Regions from separate parts of the Homo sapiens genome. Here region 1 is linked to region 2. Evidence: chromatin contacts called from ENCODE Hi-C or POLR2A ChIA-PET data. All regions are on one chromosome and are shown on one strand. The core of a region is the stretch at or near the end of the contact, and the rest is flanking DNA. Distances in the headings are between cores, read along the strand shown.

The links. A loop is a pair of places that touch in the nucleus more often than their neighbours do. ChIA-PET counts read pairs that join two places held with the same protein, here RNA polymerase II (POLR2A). Pooled maps may share reads with other maps.
Region 1: a loop to region 2 is called in a map of CD8-positive, alpha-beta T cell, with 10 times the contacts of the local background. The contact joins the promoter of TARS3 here to the enhancer-like site in region 2. A Hi-C loop is called at or near these places in 2 of 168 maps with a recorded cell type or tissue (CD8-positive, alpha-beta T cell and naive thymus-derived CD4-positive, alpha-beta T cell) and 13 of 50 pooled maps. POLR2A ChIA-PET finds 5 or more read pairs at or near these places in 1 of 52 experiments (A549).

The regions. Positions count from the first base shown.
Region 1 is chr15:101,722,595-101,726,423 of GRCh38, forward strand. TARS3 (threonyl-tRNA synthetase 3) reads right to left here and starts at 1,879. Exons shown (of 19, transcript NM_152334.3): 1 at 1,497-1,879; 2 at 499-570. The coding sequence starts at 1,793. RefSeq lists a silencer at 1,275-2,164.
Region 2 is chr15:99,927,069-99,930,428 of GRCh38, forward strand. No RefSeq gene overlaps it. Among named protein-coding and RNA genes, the nearest start is that of LYSMD4, 200 kb to the left of the region's middle. RefSeq lists an enhancer at 1,296-1,590 and a silencer at 1,312-1,371. Within about 2 kb of position 1,448, at least 29 of the 41 ENCODE cell types and tissues checked have a DNase peak (open chromatin) inside an H3K27ac peak, as active enhancers do.

The DNA of each region.
Region 1 (3,829 bases), core at 629-3,128, 1.8 Mb after region 2:
AGGAGATCGAGATCCTCCTGGCTAACACGGTGAAACCCCATCTCTACTAAAAAAAAAAAAAAAAAAAAAAAAAAATTAGCCGGGCTTGGTGGCATGCACCTGTAGTCCCAGCTACTCAGGAGGCTGAGGCAGGAGAATCGCTTGAACCTGGGAGGTGGAGGCTGCAGTAACCGAGATCATGCCATTGCACTCTAGCCTGGGCAACAAGAGCAAACCTCCGCCTTCAAAAAACAAAAAAAAACCAACCAAACAAAAAAAACCAACTCTAGTACTCTAGTAGCACAACTTAAATAGATTAAATACACGTGTTTATTAAACATGGGCAGCTCATTTCTCAAGACATCTCATATTTAAGGCTTGAAAAGTTTTAAATACACTAATGTGACCCAAATAATAATTTAATCAGTAATTTTTATTGGAAATCCTAGGTAATTAACTATATACACATATTTAAAATTACAGGTAGTATTTTATATTGTTTCCACAGCAACAACTTACCTCGCTGTCAGCCTCGCTTTCCTTCATTTTCTTCTTTTTCATGTCCTTGTCTTGGCTTTGACTAGGAGGAGGCTGAAAGATAAATTATAAATGACTCACATCAATGGCAAGAAAAAGCAACACATTTTAAGAAGAGAGTCATGCCAGCAGGCTGCAAGTGCCCCGTGTTTAGAGGCTCATAGCTGGGCTCTCCTGACCACCAGCTACAGCTCTCAGTGGGCAAGTCATTCTCCAGGGTTCAGTCCTTCCTGTCACACTGTTGCTAAGCACATTTAATATATTGTGCTCTTGAAAACCTTTTGTCCTGAACTTTAAACAAATAATGTGGCTGGAAAATGTGTGGTTGCTGCCCGCCACATCAAATGCACTATTTCCTGAAGATGTTGCTAGTTCACCGCAGCTGTCCTTCCTAAAGGACTGCAGAACATCTCAGCCTGAGAAGCTTCAGGACTCAGAAAGTATGATGTTAAAAGAAGATAATTTATCCTTTCTACAAATCATAAAATACTGTATTAAATAAAAATGTTAAATATACAGCTATCCTCTCAAGATGAACCACCAAAACAAGAGCACAAAAAGCGAAAACTTCTCGTCCAAAAAAAACCCAACAACAAAAAAGAACCAGAGGGAATGAGAGTTTACATACGCAGCTGTTAGTCTTTCTGACCAAGGAAAGAATGAGTTTTAAACACTCCAGCATTTTTTCAAACAAATGAAAACACTATTTCTGCTACTGAAAAAGATGCGTGGCAGGCTCTTTAATGGACGAATTGAGAAATCAACAGCATTTGGTTAAGTCTGGCGACTGCTGGAAATCCGGCGGCTCCCCAGGCCACACGGGACCACCGAGCAGGGCAGGGCGGGCCAGCCGCAGGGCACTGGGAGGGCACTCCCCCGGGGCGCCCCCGCACCTGCCCCCGCAGTTGAAAACCTTTCGGTGCGCACCGTCTCGGCCCGCCCCGCCCGCGTCCTCTCCAGTGTCCCCACCGCCCGGTTACCTGTGCGCCGGCCTCCTGCGCCGCCTCTAGCTCCGCGCTCTCCAGCGTGGCCTGGCGGCTCCGCTCCTCGGCGAGGCACAGCCGCAGGCTGCACAGGCGGTGGCGCAGGTCGCAGTTCTCGGCCCGGAGCTGCGCCACCTCCCGCGTGAGGCACGGCCCCTCCGCCTGGCAGCTGTAGGGCGCGTTCAGCTGCTCGTCCCTCAGGCGCTCGACCTCCGACCACAGCCAGCGGATGTCCTCCTCCTGCCGCTCCAGGCGCGACGCCACGGCCTCCGCCGCCAGGGCCTCGGCCGCCATCGCGGCCTCCCTCAGGCACCGACGCCGAGCGGGGTGCCCGCGACTGCGGCGAGGGCGACGCGGACACTCAGCGCACGGCAGAAGACAGGGCTCCCGGGAGGGGCGGGGCGATGGGGCGGGGACGGAGCCATGGGGCCTCGTTGGAGCCGAGGCCTACACGTTGCAGGGGCGGGGCGCTGGGCGGGGAGGGGCGGGGCCTAGGCCAGATACCCTGCAGGGGCGGGGCGGGGCGGGGCGGGGCCTGAGGCCAGATACCCTGCAGGGGCGGGGCGGGGCGGGGCCTGAGGCCAGGCCCACCTTAGGGTCACGGGCAGTGGGGAAATGGGGTCTGAAGGGCCTCCCCTGCCTTTCGAGGCCTGTCTAGAGGCTATTGGCAGTAGTTTTTAGTCCGTTGAAACGAAAATCTTCCAAAACCTTGCAAAAAGGCCATCGTCTGCGTTCTCCAAAAAGGCTTCACCCTTTCTTCCTCTTGAATTCTGGCAGTCACCATTCTTTTGCCTTGCAAACAGGTTCTAAAAAGTGGCCATTCATTATAAATGGACTTTCTGGCCTTTCGTGCCAAACTTGCCCAAGTACTGAGGCCTCTGGGCCAGGGCATATAGAAAATCGCTGTGAAATCTAAATCCGACCAGCACGAAATTACTGGCTCCTTGAGTCTAGGGCAAATGCCACATATATCTTTGTATCCCTCTTAACCATGAGCGTGAAACTTCCTGGAGCAGGAACAGAAATTGATTTTTATCACTATTCTTAGGGCTTAGGATGTGACAAACACTGTTCTAAACTCTGTAACAGTAGTAACTCCTTTAATCTTCATAACAGGAGATACTGTTATATCCGCTTATAGCTGGAGAAATTGAAGCACAGTGAGACTGTGTTACTTGACTAAGGTCACACAGCCACTACATGACAAAGGGGGAATCAAACTCAGATAGTCTGATGCCAGTTTCTACACACTTAACACTAGTACTTTTCAACTTTGGCAGAATTTAATTGAGCATGTCATATAATGTGATACAGGTAATAATGCCCTTATAAGAGTCCTGAAGTGGAAGAGCTTAGCTTGGACTGGTGTGGTTTGAGAAAGGGAGAAAATTTTGAGAAAGGGGAAAAGGTTTATTTTGCTCTGGAAAATAAAGGTTGGGAGATGTTAGCAAGGAGGAAAAGCAGGTAAATTCCACTCCAGGAGCAGAATCAGTGCAGGAGAAGGAGCGGAGGGGGACAAGCTCATTGGATTAAGCTAAGTGGAATCCCAAACAGCACCCAGGAGGAGATTCCATGAAGTATGTTGCTAACCAATATCACTGTATCTTTTTTAGTCCTTCCTCAGGAAGCCTCTGGATACAGTTACATAGGACCCACTGACTCCTCATTATTCATCATTTCTCAATCCACTGCCATGGAGTTTCTGCTTCTGCCATTCTGTCATGACCAACACATCACTGAATGTCATGGACCCACTTAAGCCACCCCAGAATTTCCTCGGGACCCTCTGGAATTTGTCTCTCTTGGGTCTCCATTCCCAATACCTAGGCAACCACCAGTCTGCTTCCTGTCACTATAGGTTAGTTTGCATTTTCTTGATTTTTCTACACATGGAACCACACCGTATGTCCTCCTTTTGTTTAGCTACTTTCAGTCGGCACAATAATTTTGATATTTACCTATGTTTGTGTGTATCTATTGTTCTTTTTTTCTGAGTAGTATTCCATTGTATGGATATACCATAATTTGTTTATTCATTTGTTGATGGAAAATTTGGGTTATTTCCAGGTTTTAGCTAGGATCACACAATACCCAGTGAGCCCATTGGGTTTCCAAACTCACACTGTAGTTATTTCGTCAGTTCCAGAATGCAGAGTTTGAATAGATATACTCCAAACTGGCAGAATCCCTACAGTGTTTCCCTGACCCTCGGACATAAGGCTATTATTCTGGTAGGAAAGGCCAAGCAGAAACCACTAGAACTTTATCAACATACAAAAATAATAAATCAAAAGTAATACTGCATTCCTGAAGGAATTGCACAGATTACT
Region 2 (3,360 bases), core at 198-2,697:
GGGGGAGTGCGCGAGTGAGGAGGGAGGGGTGCGCGAGTGAGGAGGGCGGGGGAGTGCGCGAGTGAGGAGGGCGGGGGAGTGCGCGAGTGAGGAGGGCGGGGTGCGCGAGAGAGGAGGGCGGGGTGCGCGAGTGAGGAGGGCGGGGGAGTGCGCGAGTGAGGAGGGCGGGGTGCGCGAGTGAGGAGGGCGGGGGAGTGCGCGAGTGAGGAGGGCGGGGGAGTGCGCGAGTGAGGAGGGCGGGGTGCGCGAGTGAGGAGGGCGGGGGAGTGCGCGAGTGAGGAGGGCGGGGGAGTGCGCGAGTGAGGAGGGCGGGGTGCGCGAGTGAGGAGGGCGGGGGAGTGCGCGAGTGAGGAGGGCGGGGGAGTGCGCGAGTGAGGAGGGCGGGGTGCGCGAGAGAGGAGGGCGGGGTGCGCGAGTGAGGAGGGCGGGGGAGTGCGCGAGTGAGGAGGGCGGGGTGCGCGAGAGAGGAGGGCGGGGTGCGCGAGTGAGGAGGGCGGGGGAGTGCGCGAGTGAGGAGGGCGGGGTGCGCGAGTGAGGAGGGCGGGGGAGTGCGCGAGTGAGGAGGGCGGGGTGCGCGAGTGAGGAGGGCGGGGTGCGCGAGTGAGGAGGGCGGGGGAGTGCGCGAGTGAGGAGGGCGGGGGAGTGCGCGAGTGAGGAGGGCGGGGGAGTGCGCGAGTGAGGAGGGCGGGGGAGTGCGCGAGTGAGGAGGGAGGGGTGCGCGAGTGAGGAGGGCGGGGGAGTGCGCGAGTGAGGAGGGCGGGGTGCGCGAGTGAGGAGGGCGGGGTGCGCGAGAGAGGAGGGCGGGGTGCGCGAGTGAGGAGGGCGGGGGAGTGCGCGAGTGAGGAGGGCGGGGTGCGCGAGAGAGGAGGGCGGGGTGCGCGAGTGAGGAGGGCGGGGGAGTGCGCGAGTGAGGAGGGCGGGGTGCGCGAGTGAGGAGGGCGGGGGAGTGCGCGAGTGAGGAGGGCGGGGGAGTGCGCGAGTGAGGAGGGCGGGGGAGTGCGCGAGTGAGGAGGGCGGGGGAGTGCGCGAGTGAGGAGGGAGGGGTGCGCGAGTGAGGAGGGCGGGGGAGTGCGCGAGTGAGGAGGGCGGGGGAGTGCGCGAGTGAGGAGGGCGGGGGAGTGCGCGAGTGAGGAGGGCGGGGGAGTGCGCGAGTGAGGAGGGCGGGGTGCGCGAGTGAGGAGGGCGGGGTGCGCGAGTGAGGAGGGCGGGGTGCGCGAGTGAGGAGGGCGGGGTGCGCGAGTGAGGAGGGCGGGGGAGTGCGCGAGTGAGGAGGGCGGGGGAGTGCGCGAGTGAGGAGGGCGGGGGAGTGCGCGAGTGAGGAGGGCGGGGTGCGCGAGTGAGGAGGGCGGGGTGCGCGAGTGAGGAGGGCGGGGTGCGCGAGTGAGGAGGGCGGGGTGCGCGAGCGAGGGCGTCCGGCCGGCAGGTGGCACTGTGGCGTCGCCGTGGGCCGAGCCTGGCGAAGCGCTGCTCGCCCGAGATCGCGCAGCTTGGTGAGTGGCAGCGCCTGGCTTTATACTCGCGTCTCGGACACCGATGGTCATCTTCCCACGTCCGTGACTCAGTGGCCTTCCAATGCAGGCTGCGGCCTCTCAGCCCAGAAGGCCCTGGGTTCTGGTACAGGCCTTCCTTGTGGCAGACGGAAGGAAGGCTGACAAAGGGAGTTCACCGGGTTTGCCTGACTTGCCACGCTCTTCTCTCTCCGTGCCAACTTTAACCTGGGAAGCCACACATACCTCTAGGGCCTCTGATATCTTCAGTGTCCCCAAGGCCCATGCTGCTCAGAGCCTCACGTGGCCGCAAACCCAGGTGCCAGTACTTGAGAGTTGCACCTTGAGCGGGAACTGCAGAGGGTTTTAATGGCACCAGCTCCAAACATTTCGCCCACAGCGTCTGCAGTCCTCCACTGCGGAAGGCAGAATAAACGCCCCAAGGGTGTCCACATCCTACTCCCCAGAGCCTGTGAATTTGTCCCCTTACATGGCAAAAGGGAATTACAGTTGCGGATGGAATTAAGGTAGATTAATTGCACACACAGACAGAAACACGCATTTTTGTGTGTTTTGTTCACTGTCGTATCCCTAGCACTTAGGAAAGTTGCCTTACACACAGTAAGTGCTCAGTTAATCTTTATTGACTCAAGGAACTCACAGTTTAGTAATCCGATTTATTCCTCAAAATTCCCTAAAACTAGGGGATTATATTCTCCATCTGACAGAAGAAAAGGCTGAGGATGGGGAGCTTAATGGGTAAGGAGATTAGCCTGGGTCACCCAGGTGGGCCCAATGCAATCACCTGTCCTTATAAGGAAGAGAGGCGAGAGAAAGAAAGAGAGAGAACAGAGAACAGAGAAGGCCGACAGCACCAGGAGGTCTCAGCCCGGTTTTTCTGGCTTTGGGGATGGAGGACGGGCCACGGAACAGGGCGGCCTCTGCCTAGCAGCTGGAAAAGGTAAGGGACTAGGTTCTCCCAACGAACCTCCGGAAAGAAACGCAGCCCTGCCAGCAGCTTCATTTCAGCTCAGTGAGACCTCTTTTTACTCTTTCGACCTCCAGGACTGTAAGATCATAAACGTGTGTTGTTGGAAGCCAGCAAGTTTGTGGTAATTTGTCACAGCAGTCGTGGGCCCACTAAGACACCTGTCGTGGGCCTCGTGTCCAGAGGCCTCAGCTGAAATGCACTGGGGGCCTGGTGGTGTGTGTTAGGTCCACTTGGCTTGCTGTGTTGTTCAAGTCCTCTCATTTCCTTTCTTATCTTCTGTCTGGTTGTTCTTTCCATTATTGAAAGTGGGGGACTGAGGTCTCCGACGATTATTGTAGAACTACTTTTCCCTCCAATTCGCTCCCTTTCTGCTTTGCATATTCTGTTAAGTGCTAAATGTTTATAACTACTTATTCTTGCTGTATTGAATCTCTTCTCAATATATAATGTTCTTTGTCTCTTGTAACCTTGGACAAGATACAGACTACTTAGACTATTGAAAATCCTGACAGTGTATTTGAAACATGCACGTGGACATGGTTTTATTTTTCTCAGTTACTGCTTTCAACTGTGTGCTGATTGAAACTCCTTTCCCCTGGATAGAAGACCTATTAAAATAACCCAACTTTATTCACTAACTTGTCAACTACTTTTGGTCAGTCAGAATTTTGTCTTTGGCCAGAGTTAATCAGCTAACCCGTTGTCCCCAGATCATCAGTGCAGCTTCACCTGGGTACTTCTTATAAATGCAAATTCTCAGGCCCTGCCCCAGAAACTCTGGAGGTGGCCCTGCAGTCTGTGTTTAAGAAGCCCTCCAGGGGATCCTCAGGTGTGATAAACTTTGAGAATCAGCGGTAACCCATCTGCAGAGGTATTTCTATT